3 separate regions of the Homo sapiens genome follow, and regions 1 and 2 are each linked to region 3. Evidence: chromatin loops called from intact Hi-C (ENCODE). Cell type or tissue: sigmoid colon. All regions are shown on one strand.

Region 1 (8,000 bases), 99 kb after region 3:
CCCCCTGGCACACTTGTGGACCAGAAGCTGGACTCAGCCTTCAGCCTGGGCAGGGGCCTTTGTGCAGCTGGTGCTATGCCCGTGGCCACCGGCTCCCAGACTTCCCACGCAGGGACCCAGATGCTCCCCTTCCCCAGCTTTGCTGATGTGGTGCTGGAGTTCCGACGAGGCAGCCGGAATTTCTCTCCGTGCTATTTTAGTATCGCTGAGAGGCATGGGAAGGCTTTGTTCTCCCTGGCTGGTTACGTAATTTTCAAAAGGAAAACAGAGCAAAGCCTGAACGCTCCTGGAGTTTGCTCTTTGGGGAGGAGGGAACTCCCCACCCAGCATCTGATGTTCCTTCTGCAAACTTCTCTTCCCTCCCTCAATTCTTTCCTCTAACCACCCCACCTCAGGGAGGTGAAGATAACAGGGTCCCCTCCTGTTTCTTTCTCAGCAGTGTCCCCACAGGCGTGTTCTTTAGAAAACCGTATTGAGGGAAACACAACCCAGGGTGGGTGGCATCACTGCCTCCCAGGGACCTTAAGATGTTTGCAGTCACCACAGGCTCACACGTCCCAGGGGGAGAAGGCTCACCTGAGGCCCATCATGGGCAGCAGAGCCTGTCAGTGGTTCCTCTGCTTGAGATGTATTTATTTTAGACTAAGCTGGGCTTTTGGCTCGGGTCGGTTGGTGTCCTGCTGGCTGGTGTTTGTGAAGGGTCATCCCAGGTCCTGGGCTGGGAGTGGTGCTGGGCATGAGAGAGGAACAGGCATAGGGACTGTAGCCCAAGGTTGGCATCATGGGCGGCACCATTAGGAGCAGCCATCTGCCCATATATCAGGGTTTCTGCAAAGGAAAATGAGTTCCTGAGCATGCACAGGTCACTCCACACGAACCACTGCAGCCTGCACTCCTCTGGGGTGGAGGGAGCAGCGCTTAATTTCAAAAGCCGGAAAGCCAGGGAGAGTTGTTTCTCCTAATTCCTGGGGGTCCCCCTGCCGCCGCTGAGAGTGAGACCCGGCTGAGTCTCAATGGTAAAGATCAGCAGTTACACAGCAGTTCTTAACTCGGTGAGGAAACACCTCTGGTCATTATGCTTTTGGGGGCCTGTGTGGCCTCCTCCCTTGAACCCCTGCTTTTAGCCCCTACTCACTCTGGAGGGATTTAAAAAACTTTCTTTTCTGGGCCTCAGGGATGCTTTTTAAATTTATCTTTCCATGTGGGTTGTACTGTGTCATAACCAAAATCTTACTGCAAACATGGAGCCATTCCTGTGTCCACTGATATTTATTTATTGAATCCCTCTCTATATGCCAGACACTGCCCTGGACCCTGGGTTACATCAGTGAAAACAGACAGGTAAGGTTCCCCTCCTCCCCAGAATTCTATCTGACTCTGGAATCTAATGAGATCCATGCCAGGTGAGACCCAGGACCCCAGACTCAAGGAGGGCTTTTCAAGGCCTCTTCTCTATTTTAGAAAGTCAAGAACTGCAGATCTCCAAGTCCTTCCTCTCCATTAGTTAGCTATCGCTGTATAACAAATGTCCCAACATTTATTGGCTTAAAAACAACATTTATTACCACGCAGCTCCTGAGAGTCAAGAATCTGGGCATGGTTTAGTTGGTGCCTCTGACTCGAGGTGTCCTGGGATGTCCATCAAGCTGTTGGCGGGGCTGTAGTCCACTCAGGGCTCAACTCAGGGAAGGGTTGCTTCCAAGCTCACTCACACGGTGGCCAGCAGGTCCATTTCTGAGAACTCACAGGGATCCCCCCATAGGGCTGCCTCAAGAAGGAGCAGCAGCTTCCCCAAAAGCGAACAGGAGAGAGTGATTACCTCAGATGGAAGCTACAGGCTCTTTATAACATGATCTCAGAAGTGGCATCCCATTCTTTTTGCCAAATTCTATTCTTTAGAAATGAGTCAGTGAGTCCAGCACCCACTTAAGGGGAGGGGATGACACAAGGCCTGAAAACCAGGATCACTGGGGCATCTGGGAAGCTGCCTTCCACATCCTCCAAGAGCCTCTCTGACTGATGGGACTCACCCTGCTTCCTGCTACGCTTATAGTAGGAATCACACAGTTGGCCCCTGAATGTTCCTGCATTGTTTCCATAATTATTGTTGTAGTTCCACTCCCCCAATATGAATATAAGCTTCTTGAGGTCAGAAGCCATGTGTCCTACCTCTTCTCACTTTCCATTTAGACCAACCGTGTGCTGAGCAAGTTACTGTCAGATCATCTCAGCCTCAAGTAAAAAAAAATGTAAAAGTCCAAAGCAAAAATGTCTTAAACAGCAGTAGGGCTTAACAGTCTCTCTTGGCAAGAAAGCTGGAGGTGGGTAGTTGCAGGCGTGGCTCAGCTCCTCAGCGATGCCAGCAAGGTCCCACACTCCTCTGCCACCTCCCCACGTGGCCTCAAGACAGCTGCTGCAGCACCAACACCACTTCCTCTACAACCGCATCCACAAACAGGAAGTAGGATTTCTTCTTGCTTGGGAAGGAAACCTTTTCCCTTAGGACTCCCCAGCAGGCTTTCCCTTAGGCTTGTTGACCAGAACAGGATCATATGACCACCCCTAAAGCAATCACTGCCAAGAGGGAATTGTATTACCACAGTTGGTTTAGATTCATGGTCCTCAACAGGGATGGGTTTGGGAGATGACATCACCTCCTGGGACTCCGGGAAATGTGAGTCTGACCCAGGGACCAGGGAGCGCTATTGGCATTTAGTGGGTTGGGATCAGAGTTGTTAAACTTCCAGCAATAGTATATGGTACAATCCCATAAAACAGAGAGAACTGCAGAAGCTGAGGCCGGAGTCATTGTGTAATCACCTGAGTGAGCTTGGAAGCCGATCTTCCTCCCTATTTGAGCCTTGAGATGACTGCAGCCCTGGCCAACAGCTTGACCTTGAGTCCGAGGCACCCAGCTCAAATGCCAACACCAACCCTGTTGAAAACTGCTGATTGAGACCAGTGATTTTCAACCAGAGGTGATTTTGTGCCTCCCCGACAGGTGACAGTTGTCAGTGTTTGGAGACACTTTCAGATGTCACAGCTTGGGGGTGTGACTGGCATCTAGGAGGCCGAGGCAAGGGATGCTGCTGAACATTCAGCCGTGCACAGGATAGTCCCACTGCTAAGGATCACTTGGCTCAAGATGTTGACAGTGCTGAGGCTGAGAAACCCTGGTTTAGACCCACTGGGAGTCATTCCTGGGTAGGCTCAGCTGCCTGATGGCCGAACCAGACCTGGTTTGTTCGTGAGGAGGAAGCAGGAACGTTTCCTGGGTAGGTGGCCACAGTCAGTGTCAGCTACAGGCCGTGCTAGTCAGGATGCCTGCAAGTCAGCCAGCTCGTCCCAAGGATGCCCAGTCCCTGTGCCACAGGCTCTAGCATGGCTGAGGTTCACAGTTAAAGGTCAAGAACATGATGGAAGGTGGGGGTGTGGTTGTTTAAAATCAAGGGTTTTTTACTCCACTTTTAATATTATTTCAACATTCTATTTCTTGGTTTCTCTTTCCATAGAATGGGCTTACTGTGGCCTCCATACTGGGTTGAACAAAGGCTGAAAAGGTGGCTGCCTCTTGCTTTAATTTGAGACATACCACAAGGTGTGCCTACCCCACATTTTTCCCTCACTGGGCCTGAAAACTCACACTGAGCCTAGATGGTTTGTGGTAAGAGTCACTCGCTGGGGCTGAGATCATACTATGGCGATTAGAGCGTGAGTGTTGGACTTGGACCAACCTGAGTTGACATCCCAGATTCTTCACCTGCCAGAGGGTGACTCTGGGAAAATCACTTCCCTCTTGGAGCTCCATGGAGGACGATATCAACCTCACAGGGGTGTTGTAAGACCCAACTGAAATAATCAGGTGAAGCCGTTGGCCTCTGGTAAACCCTCAGGACATGCAGTTCCACCATCTTCATCATGTCCTCTTTACCATCTCTCCAGCAGGCTTCTGTTAAGATGCAAGTGGGGTTGCGGAGCAAGGCACATCAGCCATACCACAGAATTGCAGAACTAGAAGGGACTTTAGGCCAGATTAGGTAGCTTTTGGAGAGCTGGGCCCTGAGGGCATCAAATTTGCATATGAGCTGAACCAAGCCTCACCTCCTAGGTAGCTCCCTAGGAGGCCAGGCCTGGGATAGTGTCGCCTTGAGGGGCAACAGGAAGACTGAGTCCAAGAGGAAGGAGACAGTGCAGTGCAGGAGGAGCCAGAAAAGGGCCGGGTCCCAACACACTTCAGGACCTGCTTGTGAATGAGCTAGAGGATGTTCCCACGGAGTCTAGAGCAGAGGTCCACGAACTACAGCCCACAAGCCTAATCTGGCCCAGCACCTATTTTTGTAAATAAAGTTTTACTGAAATGCAGCCATGCTCATTTGTTCAGGTATATTGTCTGTGGCTGCTTTTGTGCTATAAAGGCAGAATTAAGTTGTGTTGAGTGGTTTCAACAGAGGCTGTATGTCCTACAAACATGGAAATATTTGTTATCTGGCTCGTTATAGAAAAAGTTTGCCAATGCCTGGTCTAGAGGACTCCATTCACATAGACCACAGTGACTCATTAGGATCATGAGCCTTGGAGTCAGACTGACTGCGATGTGAATGGTGCCACCTAGAACTGTGCAGTGCATAGCATGCTCAGCTGGAAATAGCGGCTCCTCGGGAGAAGGGCTTCCTGTAAGTTTCAGAGTGTTCAGGAGAGGGGAAGAAAGCAGTGTCTGTGAAATGTCAGCACCTTGCTGGGGAGATAGTTCCTGTGGAAAGTCGAAAGCATGAGGTTCGGGAGGATCTGAGCAGATGGGGAGGTAAGTCTAAATTTAGACTTTCCAAAGCTGATTTGTAAACCAAAGCCCCAGGAATCCCAGAAAGGGACAGTTGGCACACGCCATCTCATCTCTGGTTTGCCTCCGCATGTTAAAAGGCTGGATGAGTGAGAGAATAATTAATTGGCCTCAACTAAGCTGTTACCTGAGAGTCAGTGAGAAAGCAGTTGAGAGCTGAAACTCCATTGTTCAGAGTCCTGAGGGTAGAACTTTCTATTCCTGTGTTTTATTACGATGCCCAGCCATGGAATCGTGGGGACCTTGGCTGCTCTTGTGAGAGTTCCATGCATTCCTCTTGCTGGGTGTCATTCAAGCACGATTGAACGAGTGACCTTTCCATCTCAGACAGTGAATGCCACCTCCCTGGGTTTGAAATCACACCTGTGATTCGGAGCAGCTCTGAACCACCACCTTTGAGCTGAGAATGGTTGGGCTTTGCCCTGAGAAGCTGCACCACACCAAGAGCTGCCATAACCACTCCCCTGCCCAGGTGGACACATCCAGATGCCAGTCTGCTCCTCCCCAGGGCCAGTGGGCCCACACCTCTCAGCATATCATGCAAGAAATGGACCACTAACCTTAGACTTCTTAGGCGGTGGATGCCTTGTAATCAGCCCACCTAGGGAGAAAGGCAAAGGGCTTACAATGCAAATTACAGAGGAATTGGAAAGAATTGCTCTGTAAAGAAACAGGAAAGAAAGAAACAGAAAATGAAGAGGCTTGAGAAGAGAGGCATAATAATAAACTCAAATGGGAACAGAGAAATGGTCAGACAAGAGGCTGCCTGATTAGAGCACTGAAACTCTAAGAGAGGCAGCATCTAAGCAGAATATGTTACTAAGAGGATTGAAGTTCAGAAATATTAGTTGGTCTGAATGGTTAGGGCTTGTTGTGAGATGCGCCCTTTGAACAATTTCCATGGCAAGTATCACAAGGGACAGTGACCACCTAGGAAACGTGGGCATCACCACTGTGTAGACATAATGAACGGTACTCAGCTCCTTCCAGTCAACGGATATTTTCTATGCTCTACTTTGTGCCCTGTAAGCTACTTGTGAAGCTTACAGTCTAGTTGGGAGATGGACATGTACAAAAAGTTAAATAACAGCCCAGGCTAATGTATGGTAAATGCCAAACACAGCGTACACATGAGTGCCACAGGAGTTTAGAAAAGGGAGACATGTCATTGAGAACCAGGATGGATGCTTTAGGAAAGAAGTGAGACTTTGGATTCTGAATGATAGGATTTCAACAAATGGGGGTGGTGGGGAAGCAGGAGAATATTTCAGGAACTGGGAAGATACAAGCAAAAAAGCCAGGCAGCAAAGAGTCTATTTAGCAGCCCACAAGAAAGGTGGAGTGGCTGGAATTGAGGCTTGCCACGTTGACATCGTACCTGGCCCCTAAGCTGACAGCATATTGGGAAGACCACTGAAAAAGAGACACACACACGGGATACAGTCCCTCCCATGCATGAGAGGGAAAGAGTTTTAAAAATAAATAAAGCACCTCTTAATTATTCGCTGATTATCTGCATTGCAGCTGATCTCAAGCAAATCCTGCATTCAGCTTGCTTGTGATGTCATCCCCTCTGCTTAGGTGCTCATTCCTCTCTCTGTTTACAACCCAGCAGAAGCTGGAAAGGAAGAAGGCTTAAGCATGTCTCTTCCTAAAAAAAATAATGATATGCAATTGCCTCTTTTTGCTATGCCCTTGGGAGTCAGACCAGGCTTGTGGGGAGAAAGAGAAGCTTCAGTGTAGTTGCCATTACATGACTTGGGCAGCAGGAGTCAAGGAGGGAGAGAATGGAGAGCTGTGGAGGCTCTTTGATTCCCCTGAGTTAGGTATCCAGGCCAACTTCGCTAGCACAGGCCATAGAATCTGGTTCACTGGGTGCTCCCAGCACTGTCTCTTAGTGGCTGGGCATCCTCAAACAGAGTGAATGGTATTCATTTATCCATTCATCAGATGGATATTGACCCTATGTATGCTGAAAGCACTAAGCTGGTGCTCTCCAAGCCTTGGTATCCTCACCTGTAAAGTTAGAACTGGAATCAGAATCGATGTTTCTCAGTGGAAGTGCTGTTGGCATTCAGGGGTGGAGGGGTGGATGTCAGTGGATGTGCTCTGGGCATTTGGGCATGGAGGTGGGAATGCTCGGTAGAATGGTTAGCAAATCCGGCCCTACCCATTAAATACCAGTAATGACTCCCAGTCAAATAAGGTGAGGAGGGCAGTACCATCTCCAGATAAGGACCACGGGCCTTGTTTTCTTAGATTTCTTCCCAATCTGAAATTCTGTAAGTCTATGGTTGTTTTGTTCCTGGACCCAGTAAAAACATGCAGAACAGAATTACCGAAGATCTGACAAATTATCAGAATCTTGAGTACATCTTATTCAAATGTAAGGGAATGTTTAACTAAACAGCAACAATAGGTAACATCTGTTAAGCAATTACTATGTTCTAGACCCTTGGCAAATTTCCTTCATTAGAAGTCTTTACAGGCGATCTGATTGTTTACTATTTCAGATCATCTGTGTCCCCTAATTTGCCCCCTTAATTTCAGAGCATTGAGTTGACTATCGTTTTTGCTTCATTTATCTTTGCAGAGTTGTGCGAAGTTCAGATAGCAAAGTGTCTCTATAGGAGGCCCTGCGATATGAGAATAAAGCAGCAGTCTGCCAAGTTCATGCCTTTGTGTTGGATACAGTCTTCTTTCTTTGTGTGTCTGTGGTCTTTATGAACTTAGAAAACCTGCCAGTCTCTTAGACGCTATGATATTACCTTACTTCAGAGATCTGAATTTACATGTCTAGTTTTGCAGGGTTTTTCCTCCCCACTTAGTTCCTATACCTGTAATTTGAGTCAACAGCCACCAGAGGGCAGGGACAGTGAAGTTTAGATTTGACCCATTGCTTTGAAGAGCGAGGTCACATTGTCAAAAAGAATACAGCTCACCATGCCAGTTTTGATATAGCACTGGGAACTCTGCACCCTGGTTTCTGGGCAAAGAGAGTCCTTTTATTATAGGTGGCAACATTATTTCCTTGTAATTTGGTACATGGGCTTCTTCAACTTACGTGGAAAGCAAGAGATACAAATGTCATTACATCTTAGTCCCTGTGAAAGCCTCTTAAAATGTTCAAAGACATTTGTAAAAGAAGGAAGAAAAGGAACCC
Region 2 (8,000 bases), 230 kb after region 3:
CACCATATTTGTCAGGCTGGTCTCAAACTCCTGACCTCAGGTGATCCATCCGCCTCGGCCTCTCAAAGTGTTGGGATTACAGGTATGAGCCACCATGCTTGCTGAGAAATCTATTTTCTTACAAAAAGAAGTCTGGAGATAGGACAGTTTCAGGGACAGTTAATCCAAACCTTCAACGTCTTTAAAAACAATTTTACTGTTGTTTTGTTTTGTTTAATTCTGCTCACCTCAAGGTGCTGGATTTTGTTCTCCACTTTGTGCCTTCATAGTTGCAAGATGGGATAGATACAGCAGTTCTCAACATTATAGTTTCAAGTAAACAACATTCAAAGACAGCAAAAGGGAACAATGGCACAGAAAAAGTACTTTCTCTCTCTCTTTTTTTTTTTTTTTGGCTGAAGAGGTTTAAATTTTTTTTAAAGAGTTTTATGTTTACAGAAGAATTGAGCAAAAAATACAGAGAATTCCCATTCACTTCCTTCTTTCCCCTTACAGTTCCCCTATTATTAATATCTTGCATTGGTGTGATACATCCGTTACAGTTGATGAACTAATATTGATACACTATTATTAGTTAAACTCCACAGTTTACATTAGGGTTCACACTTGTTTGTAGAGTTCTGTGGTTTTGACAAATGTATAATGTCATCTATCCGTCATTACTGTAACATACAGAACAGCTTCACTGCCCTAAAAATTCTTTGTACTCTACAAGTTTACCTCTTTTTCTGTCTTTGCTAGCCCCCGGCAACCACTGATCTTCCTGTCTCCATAGTTTTGACTTTTCCATAATAATATAGTATGTGGGTTCAGATTGGCTTCTTCCACTTAGCAATATGCATTTAAGATTCCTCCATATCTTTTCATGGCATCACAGCTCATTTTTAAATTACTAAATAATATTTCATTGCATGGTGTACTGTAGTTTGTTTATCCATTCATATATATTAGGGATATTTTGGTTGTTTCTAAATTTTGGCAATTATGAATAAAGCTGCCATAAATATTTGTGTTAAGGTTTTTGTGTAGGCCTAAGTTGTCAACTCATTTGGGTAAATACCTAGGTGTGTGATTGCTGGGTCATATGGTAAAACTATGTTAGCTATATAAGAAACTGCTAAATTGTCCTCCAAAGTAGCTGCACTATTTCGCATTGTCACCAACAGTGAAGAAGAGTTCCTGTGGCTCCACATCTTCACCAGCATTTGGTGTTGTCAGTGTTTTGGATTTCAGCCATCCTAATAGGTGTGTAGTGATACCTTATTTTTTTAATTTGCAATTCCCTGATGACATATGAGGTGGTGGTTGGAGCCTGGGGTTTCTGAAACTATGATTATGGAAAGTGGAGTTATTGGTGATAAGGTAAAGGAAATACCAATGAAAGTGGGTGGCTGTCATGGGGTGGGGGAAATGTTACTGGGGGAGAGGAGGCTTAAGAATTGAGAGGCAAACAAAGACCAATTAAAAGTAAGAAACAGGCTGGGCATGGTGGCTCACAACTGTAATCCCAGCACTTTTGGAGGCTAAGGCTGGCGGATCATGAGGTCAGGAATTCGAGACCAGCCAGACCAACATGGTGAAACCCCATCTCTACTAAAAATACAAAAATTAGCTAAGTGTGGTGGCGCGTGCCTGTAACCCCAGCTACTCAGGAGGCTGAGGCAGGAGAATCGCTTGAACCTGGGAGGCAGAGGTTGCAGTGAGCCGAGATCGCGCCACTGCTCTCCAGCCTGGGCGACAGAGCAAGACGGTCTCAACAACAACAACAAAAAAGTAAGAAACAGTGAGAAATTTATTTTCTTAATAAAGTTCAGATTATCAAAGAACCAAATTTCCACCAATTGAGTTTGAAAGATCTAGTTGGCTTTTATTAGACCTCATCTCTACAAAAAAAACAAAAAAAAATCCAAAAATTAGCCAGGCATGGTGGTGTATGCCTACAGTCCTAGCTACTTGGGAGACTGAGGCGGGAGGATGGCTTGAGCCCGGGAGGCGGAGGTTGCAGACAGCCGAGATCATGCCATTGCACTCTAGCCTGGGTGATAAAGCCAGATTTTGTCTCACAAAAACAAAAATGAAAAATTTTGTTGCATCAAAAGATACTATAATGAAAGTGAAAAGACAGACCACAGAATGGGAGAAAATATTTAAAAATCGTATATCTGATAAAAGTCTAGTATTGGGAATGTATAAGGCACTCTTACAATTCAATAACAAAAAGACAACCCAATAGTTTAAATGAGAAAAGGACTTGAATAGATATTTTTCTAAAGAAGATATACAAACAGCCAACAAGCACATAAAAGGATGCTCAATATCATTAGTCATTAGGAAAATGCAAATCAAAATCATAATTAAATACCGCCTCACACTGACTAGAATGGACATAATTTTTTTAATGGAACATACGTGTTTGTGAGGACGTGGAGAAGTTGGAACCCTTGTACATTGCTGGCAGGAATGAAAAATGGTGAACCACTGTGGAAAACAGTTTGGTGGTTCAACATCGACTTACGATATGACCTGGCAATTCTACTCCTAGATATACACCCAAAAGACTTGAAAGCAGGGACTCAAACAGATACATGTATACTGATGTTCATAGCAGCTTTATCACAGCAGCCAAAGGTGAAAACGATCTAACTAGTGTTCATCAACAGGTGGATGGAGAAACAAAATGTGGTAAATCCATGCACAGAAATATTGTCCAGCATAAAAAGGAATGAGGTACTGATGCATGCTACAGTGTGGATGAACCTTAAAAACATGTTCAGCAAAAGAAGTCAGACACAAAGAAGGCCATATATTGTATGACTCCATTTATAAGAAATGTCCAGGACAGGTGAACCCATAGAGACAGAAAGCAGATTAGTGATTGCTAGGGACTAGGGGGAAGGGGAAAAGGGGAGTGACTGAATAAAGGGTACAGAATTTCCTTTGGAAGTAATAAAAATGTTCCAGAACTACATAGTAGTAAAGGCTGCACAAAATTATGAATGTACTAATGTCATTGAATTGTACACTTTTTTTTTTTAGACAGTCTTGCTCTTTTGCCCAGGCTGGAGTGCAGTGGCATGATCTCAGCTCGCTTGCAACCTCTGCCTCCCAGGTTCAAGCAGTTCATGTAGCTGAGATCACAGGTGTGCGCCACCATGCCTGGCTAATTTTTGTATTTTCAGTAGGGATGAGGTTTCACCATGTTGACCAGGCTGGTCTCAAACTCCTGACCTCAAGTGATCCGCCAGCCTCGGCCTCCCAAAGTGCTGGGATTACAGGTATGAGCCCATAATCAGTGTACATTTCATCCTAGCCTGAATTGTACGCTTTTAAATGGTTACATGATTAATGTTATATTATGTGAATTGTACACACCCCTCCTCCAAACACACACACACACACACACACACACACACACACACACACACAGAAGGGGCATGGCATGGATTCTGAAACAGTGAGGGGAAATTAGCCAGCCCAGGAAAGCAAGGAGAAGTGCTTCCCTTGGAGCAGCCCAAGCCAAGGTGAGTGGACTGGGCTGGGGCACCTCAGCAGTAGAAAGATACCTGTGGCCAGAGATACAGGAGGGCAGAGGCTACTGCTCCCATAGGACAAGGCAGTGTAATCCTTAGGCGATTAGCACAAAGCACATCAAAAGGCTTCAACAAATACCCATTTAAAGGCTGGAGATATGAATGAAAAGAAATTGCAAGCCTTTGCTATGAAGAGTGGTTCCCTCTCCTTCCCCTGCAACAGAACAAAGCCTTCCTTGGTGTGAGAATTCCAAGTGTGGTCTGGAGAGTCTAAACCTGTCTGTTGAAAGAATGGCTCTTAGAGGGTGAAAAGCAGGGATGTTGTCGCCCTCCTCTGGTCACTGAGCAGCTTTGGTGTCCCCCCCTCTGACTGAGGTGGCCACCACTGCTGTGAGTGCAGAACCCAGGGCTGGAGATGTTTGGCAGCCAAGGTACCGGGGCTGTGAAGGCAGCTGGCCCTCCACTCCCCACTCACCCCTCTACAAATTCTTTCTCAGTTACTCAGGAGGCTGAGGCGGGAGAGTGGCTTGAGCCCAGGAGGTGGAGGCTATAGAGAGCCATGATCAAACCACTGAACTCCAGCCTGGGTAACAGAACGAGATTCTGTCTCAAATTAATTAATAATATAAATAAGTTTTTAAAAATTAAAAAGGCAGCATGTAGACCAGGCGTGGTGGCTCACACCTGTAATCCCAGCACTTTGGGAGGTAGAGGCAGTGGATCACTTGAGGTCAGGAGTTCAAGACCAGCCTGGCCAACATGGTGAAACCTTGTCTCCACTAAAAATACAAAAATTAGCTGGGCATGGTGGTGCACACCTACCTGGGAGGCTGAAGCAGGAGAATCACTTGAACCTGGGAGGCAGAGGTTGCAGTGAGCTGAGATCGTGCCATTACACTTCAGCCTGGGTGACAGTGAGACTCCATCAAAAAAAAAAAAAAAGCATCATGTAAACGTGTAATGTTTCCACATCGATGTGAAAAAAAATACCTATATTCCAATGTGCTTATAAGTGCATAGAATATGTCTGGAAGGATAATGAAGAAACTAGGTAATGTGAAACTGGGTAATATGATTTTTCTGGGGAGAACTAAGGGACTAGGAAGACAAAGGCACACTTTAGTCAACACCCCCTTTTTGATTGTGGTAAAATATACATACATAAAATTTACCATTTTAACTGTTTTTAAGTGTACAGTTCAGTGGCATTGAGGACTGATATGGTTTGGGTGTGTGTCCCCGCGCAAATCTTGAGTAATCCCCAATGTTGGAGGTGGGGTCTGGTGGGAGGTGATTGAATCATGGGGGCAGATTTCTTCTTTAGTGCTGTTCTTGTGATAGTGAGTGAGTTATTATGAGATCTGGTTGTTTAAAAGTGTGTAGCGCATCCCCCCACACCTGACTCTCTTTTCCTCCTGCCCTAGCCTTGTAAGATGTGCCTGATTCCCCATCGCTTTCTGCCATGATAGGAAGTTTCCTGAGGCCTTCCCAGTCATGCTTCCTGTAGAGCCTGTGGAACTGTGAGCCAGTTAAACCTCTTTTCTTTATAAATTACCTAGTCAGGTATTTCTTTATAGCAGCATGAGAACAAACTAACACAAGCACACTCACATTGCTGTGTAAATATCAACACCACCCATCTCCAGAACTGTTTCATCTTCCCAAAGTGAAACTCTGTACCTATTAAACAATAACTCCCCATCCACCCTCCCCCCAGTCCTGGAAACCACCATTCTATTTTCCATCTTTATGAATTTGACTACTCTAGGAATCTCGTTTAAGTGGCATCATACAGTATTTGTCCTTTAGTTTCTGTTTTATTGCTTTTAGCATAATGTCTTCATCAATACACTTTGATAGATTTTTAAAGCTCTTGGGGAGCTTTTCTAAAAATATTGATACCCAGATCTTACCTCTAGAAAGTCTGATTTTTTTTTTTTTTTTTTTTGAGATGGAGTCTCGCTCTGTCACCTAGGCTGCCTAGGCTGGAGTACAGTGGCGCAATCTCGGCTCACTGCAACCTCCACCTCCCGGGTTCAAGCAATTCTCCTGCCTCAGCCTCCTGAGTAGCTGGGACTACAGGAACACGCCGCCACACCCAGCTAATTTTTTATATTTTAGTAGAGATGGGGTTTCACCGTGTTGCCCAGGCTGGTCGTAAACTCCTGAGCTCAGGCAATCTGCCTGCCTCGGCCTCCCAAAGTGCTGGGATTACAGGCGTGAACCACTGTGCCTGGCCAAAAGTCTGATTTTATAGGTCTGTGGGGCAGCTTGGGCATTGGCTTTTTAGGTGATTCTAAGGTGCAGCCTGGACTGTGAACCACTGCTCACTCCCAAAGCAGGCTGTGCACCAAACTCACCAGGAGCTTTTCAAAGCTCACCCTTATAGACTCCCTTGTCCCACCTCTGACCTACTCATTCAGAATTTTCAGGAATGTGCAGTTTTAACCACCACTCTGAGGGATTCCTAAGCAACCAGCCTGGCCTGCACTGCAGAGAAGCCCCTAGGAAGCCGTGTCCTGGATAAAGCTCTGGCTTTCGATGCTAGGAACTGTAAGTGCAGCCTTTTACTCAGCTGCAGTGATTGATGCACATGGGGCGCTGTCCCCACCAAGTACTGAGGAAACAGAATAAAAAATAATTGCTAATCAAAAGAGAAGAAGTTCCTAATTTTAAAAATAGTAATAGGCCCGATGCGGTGCCTCACGCCTATAATCCCAGCATTTTGGGAGGCCGAGATGAGTGGATCACTGAAGGTCGGGAGCTCCAGACCAGCCTGGCCAACATTATGAAACCTGGTCTTTACTAAAAATACAAAAATTAGCTGGGCGTGGTGGCAGGCGCCTGTAATCCCAGCTACTCAGGAGTCTGAGACAGGAGATCCACTTGAACCCAGGAGGCGGAGGTTGCAGTGAGCCGAGATCAGGCCACTGCACTCCTGCCTGGGTGACAGAACAAGATTTCATCTCAAAAAAACAAAATAAAATAAAAATAAAAGTAGTAATAATGACTATTTTCACACTCGCCTGTGATAGTCTTGGTTCTAGAATGATTCTACTTAGAGAGGGAGGTACAGGAAGGGACAGCCTGTTTCTGGTAACCTCACACTGAATGAGTGGGCAGAAGCAGATCCATTAAGGACCTTACCCTCGACCATATAGGCCTAGTGGGCTCCATACAGCAGCTGAGGGCTAGGAGAGGCACGTAAGTGCATTGCCAAAAACCCTCACCTATATATTCTCTCCCCATTCCTGCACCCATCAGTCATTCTAGAAACAGCTGCTGCTCCACGGGCGGCTGCGGGAAGAAGAAAGAGGAGCGTTCCGTTCTTCAGCTCCCCCACCAGTCCCCTCCTGTTCAGTCCCCCCACCGCCCCGTTCCCACACACACCATTCGGTAACTCCTTGGTTTCTAGTCCCAGCTCTGCCACTGGCCTTGTCCCAGTTTGCCCAGGACTGTCCCAGTTTATTACTGAAAGTCCTGTGACCCAGGAAAACCCTCAGTCCTGGGCAAACTAGGGTGATGGGTCCCCTCAGCCTGGAGGTTAAGTGTTCAACTTTGTGAGAGGTGACACAATGATGCATGCACAGTCGGAGGGGTGGGGTCTTTGAACAGATTCATCTCCCTCAATTTAAGATCAGCAAAATGAAGCCCAGGGAAGAAGAGCACCCTGCACAAGGTCACAGAGCTGGTGGCAGGGGCACAGTGCCCCAGCCTGGTTCTATCCCCACAGGTGCCAAAATGACTTAGCTGATATTTTCCCAGGGGCAGAGGGACAGATTAGTTGAGCTTTCAGGCATTTTCTTGCACTACCAGCCCCCGCCCCCAGTTGATGAGGCCCACCATGCGTCAGGGCTGTGACTGTCCCATCCAGGGGCAGGAATTTCGGCCTCTGCCAATGACTTAGCTTTCTCTTTTACCTCCTCCCTCCTTGCTCACCCCACACCTCACGTTACAGGACAGGAGACTACTGCAGTAGCTCACGCCCACCAAACCCCCCATCAAAGCCACCCTTATTCTTGGAGGGAGCCAGTAAGCATCGTAAAAAAAATGTGCTTTCTCAGGATCCCTGCTCAAAATCTCTCCCCAGCTGCCTGGCTATTTATTTATTTATTTATTTATTTATTTATTTTGAGGTGGAGTCTCCCTCGGTCACCCAGGCTGGAGTGCAGTGGCACGATGTCTGCTCACTGCAACCTCCACATCCCGGGTTCGAAAGATTCTTGTGCCTCAGCCTCTGGAGTAGCTTGCCTGGCTTTTCAAACATACACTAGGGCAGCACTGTGTGAAAAGGAATATAATGCAAGCCACAAACATAATTTAAAATTTTCTAGATGCTACATTAAGAAACACTAAAAAGAAACAGATGAAATTAACTTTGAATATATTTTATTTAACCTGATATATGTAAAATACTGTCATTTCAAAATATAATCAATATAAAACATGATTAATAAGATATTTTTACAT
Region 3 (8,000 bases):
TTTAGAATATCTTCTGAATCTATGCTTATATCACCTTTTTATTGATAATATTAATTTTTTCTTTCTCTTTTCCTTAACCAGGCTTCTGAGGAGTTTACCTATTTCATTGTTCTTTTTAAACACCAGATTTTGGGTTTATTTATTCTTTTTACTATTTTTAGCAACACCACTACATTCTCCTATTAGTTCTAATAGTTCTTCTAAAAGAACTAGAGTCTGAAGGTTTTTAGTTGTGCAATTACAGCATTTACAATGAAACAATTTCTTTCTTCCTTTTCCATATTTGTATCTACTATTTCATTTTCATGTCTTACTGCTTTATTTTAGTCTCTAAAACAATATTAATAATAGTGGTGATAGGAGGCATCTCTGTTGTATTCCTGAATTTGGTGGCTTTAGTACAGCTCCACTTTGTGTGCTGTTTGCTGTGTTGTTTTTAGTAGTTAGCATTTATTGTTCCTTGAAGGACCAGTAAGGTTGGATGAAATCCAGAAGCGTCCTGGGAGTCACACGAAAAAATAACTATTTCAGGAGAAAGGAGTGATTGACTACATCAAATGATGGATAGGTCAAGTAAGATAAAGCCTGAGAACTGATCATTAGATTTAAAAACATAGAGGTCTGTGATGACCTTGACCAGAGCATGGAGTGATGATTGGAATGGGTTAGACAGAGGATGCGGGGAGAGGAGGTAGAGACCGGGAGAGGAGGCAAGTTCTGTTTTGCCAGGAGATGTTGTAAAGGGGAGAAGAGAGTTGAGGCAGCAGCTGGAGGAGAATGGGGTCAAAAGAGTATTTTTGTTTTGTTTTGTTTTTTAAAGATGGGAGACATTAAACTATATTTGAAAGTTACTGCTTAGGACCCAGCATTAAGGTAAAACTGGTGATCAAACAGAGAGAGGCATGTTATAGAGAGATGTGCTTACAAAAGTGAGAGGAGCGAGATCTTGTACACAAGTGGAGGGTGACTTTTTTTTTTTTTTCTTGAGACAGAATCTTGCTCTGTTGCCCAGGCTGGAGTACAGTGGTGGGATCTCAGCTCACTGCAACCTCCGCCTCCCAGGCTCAAACGATTCTCCTGCCTCAGCCTCCTGAGTAACTGGGACTATAGATGTGCGCCACCACGCCTGGCTAATTTTTTATATTTTAGTAGAGACATGTTGCCCATGTCGCCTAGGCTGGTCTTGAACTGCTGAGCTCAGGCAATCTGCCCACCTCGGCCTCCCAAAGTGCTAGGATTACAGGTGTGAGCCACTGGGCCCAGGCAGAAAGAGGCCTCATGCAGTATTCAGCCCTCTTGCCCTTCTGCCTTATGCCATATGAGGACACAGCATTCCTCCCCTCCAGAGGATGCAGCCATGAAGCGCCATCTTGGAAGCAGATACCTGACCCTCACCAGAGACCAATCCTGCCATTGCCTTGATCTTGGATTCCCAGCCTCCAGAACTGAGGGAAATACATTTCCGTTCATTATAAATTACCCAGTCTTAGGTATTCTGTTATAACAGCACAAACATATTAAGACAAGGAGGGAAGGCAGACTATGAGAGACAGGGACAGATGCTGGTAAGTGGGCCACTGTAGTCGCCTATTGTTTCTTTTTCTCCACAGACGTATAGCTTTCCTAGGTGATTCTCATAAGCGTGCAAGTGTGGAATCACTCGTCTATAGCTAGAACCAAGCAACTTACACAGCTTATCACTTCCTTCAATCAAGTTGATCCTACATCTTGGATCTCATCTCTCTTGTGATGAGGAAAGCCGTTTCCAGAAGAAAGAATGAAGAAAGTGTGATTTCAAATTCCTAGGCCCTAGATCCCACTCTATGAGAACAGCCCAGGCTGGTCTCAACTTCATAGCTGGACAGGCTGGACCTATGAGAAAAGAGAGGGAGGAAAGGAAAGGGAGAGGGAGAGGGAGAGGGAGGGAGGAACAGAAAGAGAGAGAAAGAGGTAGATAAATAGAGACAAGGAGAAAAAACGTCAGTCCTCTCCCAAGAAAGAAGCAACCCAAGAGGAAGAAGGGCACCTGGCTGCTCAGGGTATCCCCTCATCTAGAAGCCATGGTATAGTGGGTTCCTCAAACATGGCCAGTGCTTACCCCCGGAAGAGAGGCCACATGCAAAGTCATTGGCCCCGATGCCAACTCCTCCTGGGAACAGAAAGGGTGGGGTCAGGAATCTGTTTAATCACCTAAGTTGCTTCCCTCCTCTACCTAGATCTGAGTCAAAAACAGGTGCCATGGGAGACAAATTTAGCCAGCACAATATTTTTGAAAAGTATACCGAAATACCCTAAGCAAGGCAGACAGGGCACTTTTTTGCTCTGTGCAGCACCCCTTGCCCCCATATCCTCCAGGGCTACTGTAGATGTGGGCACCCCTGGCCTAGCTACCGAGTTACAGCTTCTGGTGTCTAGTCACAGGCAGTAAGGAAATGCTGGCTCATTTTTTTTTCCTCCCAGAAAAAAAGTCTTCAAACAGAATGACCTGGTGAACTTCCCAACTCCAGAATTCTGTGCAGTTATTTTCTAGTGACTGACACCGACTTCAGCCAGCTGTTTCTTTAGAAGTCTTCCCTATGGAGTAAAAATAAGAAATAACTTGTTTCCTGATAGCAGCAAGGAGAACAGAACACCACTTTACCTGACAGTGGAGAGCCCCAGACAGATACTCGCTTCCTGTTCATTCCCCTGCCATCGTACGGTAATGGGCACTGATATTAAACATGCATATTTCACAGTCTCTTGTCCCGCGATTTGGAGGATGGCCATTCACTATGTATGAACCACTCACTCATGCTCATCACACAGAGAAAATTACATTTTCCCAGTTGCCAAATGGAAGAGATAAATTATCTCACGTGGACAAGCACATTGCTCTCAAGAGCAGCTTCCAGACCTAAGATAAACAGATTAAAAAAAAAAAACAAAAACACGCTGGAGGGGGACTCTGAGCTTTCCAGGTGTTGATGGGGGTCAGTCTCTTCATTCGGACTCGCCAGATCCTCACTTTGCAGTTAGTGGGCTTAAAGTGGCGGGACATTTGCCCTTCTGTTTCTTTTGGATTAAATGAGCAGCCTTGGGGCCTCTTATTCTTCCTTCATAGAAGAGATGTTATAAAAATGAATAAATCAACACAAAACATTTCATATTTATGCCTACTTGCTGAATTGATACTACTTGTAATGAAAATCAAGGAAGCAAAATGTTAAAATGTTCTCTTTGGGGAAGACACATTGGAATGTCTTACCACAGATATACACACACTCGCTTGTTACACACTCCTTCCTTATCCCTAACTATTCTCTGAGGTTAATGAAGGTCCTGATAACTGCAGTCTCTAACTTAGCATATCATCCTAAACCTACTACCTGCACACATAGGAGTCGCAGCGCAACTATGTACTAATGGCAGCCAACACTCATTACCCTTCATACCACCATCACTGTGCAAACCCTTAGTGCATTTTCCAATATGATCCCACAATCCTTCATTTTTATGTTTTGCCCACGCTAAAATTCGACAGCGAATTCTTGCAACAATTATTAAGCGTCTGGAATTGTATTAGGGTCTGGGGGTAGAGGTGGGGGACGAAGCGGGAATAACTGCAGTACACAGCAGACCCTATGAAAGTGCCAAAACGCAGGTCTCACTCGGAAGGCTTTGGGAGTTGGGAGAGGAGAAGGCTCATGGGCAGCTAAAGCCACCAGTGACCTCATTATGCAATATTTAGGTTATCAGACTTTTCTATGCCTAGAAAAGCAGCGCCTCAACCATTCCAACGGGACGCACCGCGTTCAGTGACGACCCTCATCGGTGCCCACAGCTCTGGGCTCGCTGAAGGCACCACAGAAGCACCAGTTATTACCAGTGTTAGGGTCCAGTGGCTTCTTCTGTCCCTTTCCTCTGGATCCCAAAGTGTTGGTTCTCTTTTGTTAGTTTTATTCCGGTCATGCCAATGAGCACAGATTCACAGCCCAGGCGGCCCGCTCGGAATCCCAGGCCGGCTGGGGACCGGTGCACTTGGGCTCCGCGCCCCCTCGACCCTCGGCCCAGTGCCCCTTCCCGCGCGCGCGGGTCTCCCCGGTTCCAGAGCCCACCGGTCCCCGCCGGCTCCTTCTCCCCACCCACCCTCCCACCGGGCCCCCGGCGGCTGCAGCCGCGCGGGGCTGGCGGGGCGGCGACCGGGCTCAGGCAGATCCCCGCTTCCCGCCTTCTCGGCGCCCCCTCCCTCCCGGACGGAGCCCGAGGATCCCCCACCCACGGCGGGCGTGAGGAAGGGCTTCTGAGTGACTGGAGCTCTACCGCGTGTGCCCCGGGAAGGCCAGGCTACCCGGGACGGGGCTCGGCTCCCCAGGTGAGCTCGTCTCCGCGGGACTGGGTCCGGGAAGGCCCCAGGACCGCGCGGCTGAGCGGCCTGGAGGCTGCGGGAGGGCAGAGCAGGGCGCGCGGGAGACTGCCGCCCCCGGGCGCCCAGGGCCCGGCTCCCCAGCGCCACCGCCGCAGCAGGTGGGGGCCCAGTGGGCGGGGGCGGGGCCCGGCTCTGGGCGGAGCCGAGGCGGCGGCGGCGCAGGCTGGGGCCGGGGCCGGGGCGGGAGCCGGAGCCCGAGCTGGAGCAGCGAGCCGGGCTGTCGGGGCGACCGCGGGAGCTCGCCGTGCGCCGTGGCTGGGACCGGCCTGGCCGAGCGCGCCGGCGCCGCGGCCGCAGACAAAGGGCGGCTCGCGCCCGGGCCGCCACGCTCTCGGGCTCTGCCTCGGTAAGTGGCTCCCCTCCGCTGGCTTTCTCCTCCCGCCGCCTGCGCCTCTCGGAGTTCGGCGGGCTCCGGAGAAGCGGGGAAGAGATGAGACTTCCCCGCCCGCACTGCCTCCCCACCTTACCCTAACAATAAGCCCCCCAGGCCAAGCCACTGCCAAACTAGCGAGTTTCCGAGCGGCGGGGGTCTCCCGCGGGACCCGCCCGGCTGCCCTGGGTGAGCTCCTCGCCTGCAGACCGCGCGCCGGTGCTGTCCTGGACCCGTTTGGGATGGGAGGTTGCCGCTGGGCTCCTCGCGTTGTGTTTAGGGGAGGAGGACGCAGGGGCCGGGCGCCGCTAGGGGACCCCACCCCCGGGGACAGTCCGGAGCGCTTGGGGTCGCCGAGGGGCAGTTCACACTGCGAGTTCAGATTCGGATCGCAGTCCCGATTATCCTCCCCTCCAGCCTCTCCCTTTCTCGTTGAAGGGTTAATACAGCGTCCTCTCCCCTCGCCACCCGACAGAGGCGCCTACACTGGCGGTAGGTAGCCCCTGGGAGAGGGGGAGTGGGGGGACCCCGCCGCTTTCGCCGCTGGGCGACCCAGAGCCCCAGCCTGCCGGAGAGGGCAGCGGCTCGGGTTTGACATCCCAGCTGGGTCCCGGGCCGGCTCCCTGAGCCTCCTCCCGGGTTGCTCTCTATCAGGAAAGCAATCGGAAGTCAGGCCGGCTTTTGCTTTTGTTCTGCCAGCTACTCTACGGAATCGTAGGTGAAGCCGGGGTGGGCGGATGCCCCGGGAGGGGGCTGTGGCGGGAGTTCCAGGTGCGTCCCCGAAATGACCATTGGAGGCGGCGGCTGTTTCCCGCCCCTGGGTGGGGAATGGATTCCGATCGCTAATCGATACCCTGGAGCCAGCAGTGGGTCAGCAGCGTCCCGACAGAGCGCAGCGGCCGCGTACTGTCACGCGCCTCTCCAGCACTCTCGAAAGCACTACCTCGAGACGTGCATTTCCATTCATGGATCTGTGCCTGGGGGTTGATTAATGTCACCCCTGCCTGGGTTGAGGAGTGTCCACAACTGCTCAGTAGCCATTTACTGGGAGGTTACTGTGTGCAAGGCAGCTATCTTAAATAACCTTAATGTAAAATATACTTATTGAGCACCTACTATGTGAAAAGCAGGTATACTGCAGACTTTTCAATTGAATGGATATGTATTGAGCACCTACCCCGTGCGAAGGTGAAGCGTCATGACGTTCTCAATGTAACAGATATTTATTGAGTACCTACTATGTTCAAGATAGCTATGCTATGACCTTATTGTAATATGTATTTACTGAGCACCTACTAAATACTAAAGGCTTTTTTGCTGAAGGGTTGCCCAGTGTACTTTTGGGGTACGGATAGAAACAAGGGAGAGAAAATATAATATCTTCTGAACCTCGAGTCTTCAACTCCTTTAGTGACCTGCGTTTTAACCTTTCCAAACCGCTTGTGTGGTGTATGAAGGGCTAGTCTTCTACACTTGAGGGTACACTTCTATGCTTGAGGGTTTGTCAGACAGGAGCAGGGCTGAATAGTAAAAAGGCTTGCTCTGGAACCTCTTTCCAATTCAGTTTCCTTGCATTAGAAAAGTCAGCCTCTTTGCATAAAGCACCATGGAGTTATCACAGGGAATCAAAGGGCAATAAGGCAAAGCCCTAATGCTCAAAGGGACAGAGAATCCATGCTGGAGACAGACAAAAAGACACCTCCCTTTTAATGCTACTGTCATACCGTGCTTAAACAGCTATTGTGGGAATACTCAGTGCTTTAAACTAAATAACAAAGCAACCTTGGATCATCTGATCCAGAAGTTCTAGACAACTGACCTAACTCCTAGAATTCTGCTTTTGAGCAGTGAGGGATTAATTGTAATTTTTCTTCATGTCAGAAATTAATTGCATGTATTTTTCAATTACTAAAAAAAAGCAAACAAATAGAAATTAGTGATTTGTATTAATCCAGAACCTAATCTGCTTTAACTCAATTACTCCAGATGCGTGAATCTCCTGTTGGGTTGGTTGCAAGTTGACTCAAATTCGTTGTTTCACTTTTGCTGCAGGTTAAAAGTCTGCCTCTTACAAACCCTGGCTATATCACCCTCTTGTTTCTAACTAAACAAGATTTTCTCAAATAAACTTCATTCTGCATTTTGGCCAATAAAAAAAAAAAAAAAAAAGACACCTCCTAAACAAGGAAGGAACCAATAGGGGAAGGGAGAGGGAAGCATGAAGACAGGGCCAGCTGAACCTTCCAGCCCCTCACTCCAAACTGATACCAGTGATGTTGGGGTGAGAGAGTCTAAGTCCCATCATTGCCCATGGCTGGGGCCCTAGGACTGGAATTAAATAGTTTTCCTGCTAAGAGATTTGATGAATCTGTTACTCTGATAATCTTAGGATCTTGAGATGCACTGGAATATCCAGATTGGCGAGAAAATCATATCCATTAGCAAATATTTGAGTATTTACAATGCAATATAGGCATTTATCAGGGAAATGTAGTCTAAGACGTAGTCTTTGTCTTAAAGAACTCTGGTTCATGAGATAAACATGTAAAATGACAACTTGGGCAGCATATATGAAAAGCCAGGAGCAAATTCCTCCTGGAATTTGACATAAAAAATATTCTCACCACATGGAACTGTGGTTTTTCTCTTATCAGACATTGAGAACTCTCTACGTGCCTTGTATGTTTATCTTTTTGCCTTGGCCTCTAGAAATTCCTGGTAATGGCTTTATCCCAGCTTCTTGGTACAATGATTTTTTTCTCCCTAAATTATTTCTGAGACCTCTCTTTTAAATTCTTTATAAAAAACTATATTACAGGATTTTTGTTGTGAACTTGAAAGCCTCTCTGAAATCTTTTCTGTAAGTAAGCCCGTTATGAAAGATACATAGAAAATATGGTAAGTATTAGATGAATGTGCTCATAAGAAAAGGGGGAAAAACTATCCGGAATTTACAGAGAAAACAAACGGGCTTTGCAAGATGAAATAGGATTCAGATGGGCAAAGACAACTAACAAAGACTTTCCTCCCAAATTGAGGGAAATAGCGTTGGCAAAGGTGTCAAGGAAAACAAACCGAATTTAGAGTACTTTAGGTATTTGATAGATCTTCCTCTGGAATAGTTTCCATTCACTCAACACACGAGTGCTGCTGGAACATTTTACTGTGTCAAGGACTAGGCTAGGTGTCAGGTGGGGGGCATCACCCAGAACCAATTGAGGT

The links. Hi-C counts contacts between places; a loop is a spot of excess contacts. Peaks named below come from ENCODE experiments on the same cell type or tissue, not always from the same donor. Only the 100,000 strongest peaks of a DNase experiment are listed, where the experiment ranks them.
Region 1: a loop joins it to region 3, with 6 times the contacts of the local background. A loop is called at or near these places in 17 of 110 quality-filtered maps.
Region 2: it touches region 3 in a loop (5-fold over the local background); 7 of 110 quality-filtered maps call a loop at or near these places.

The regions. Positions count from the first base shown.
Region 1 is chr18:50,654,660-50,662,659 of GRCh38, forward strand. The region is part of intron 1 of MAPK4 (mitogen-activated protein kinase 4); the gene reads left to right. Among named protein-coding and RNA genes, the nearest start is that of MAPK4, 99 kb to the left of the region's middle. In sigmoid colon, no CTCF peak of the experiment used is centred here; DNase peaks (open chromatin) are centred at 82, 632 and 4,622; H3K4me3 peaks cover 686 bases.
Region 2 is chr18:50,781,081-50,789,080 of GRCh38, forward strand. No RefSeq gene overlaps it. Among named protein-coding and RNA genes, the nearest start is that of MRO, 35 kb to the right of the region's middle. In sigmoid colon, a CTCF peak has its summit at 3,876 (motif pointing left); a DNase peak (open chromatin) is centred at 3,871.
Region 3 is chr18:50,555,490-50,563,489 of GRCh38, forward strand. It overlaps MAPK4 (mitogen-activated protein kinase 4), which reads left to right and starts at 4,598. Exons shown (of 6, transcript NM_002747.4): 1 at 4,598-4,754. In sigmoid colon, no CTCF peak of the experiment used is centred here; DNase peaks (open chromatin) are centred at 4,822, 5,132 and 5,660; H3K4me3 peaks cover 2,300 bases.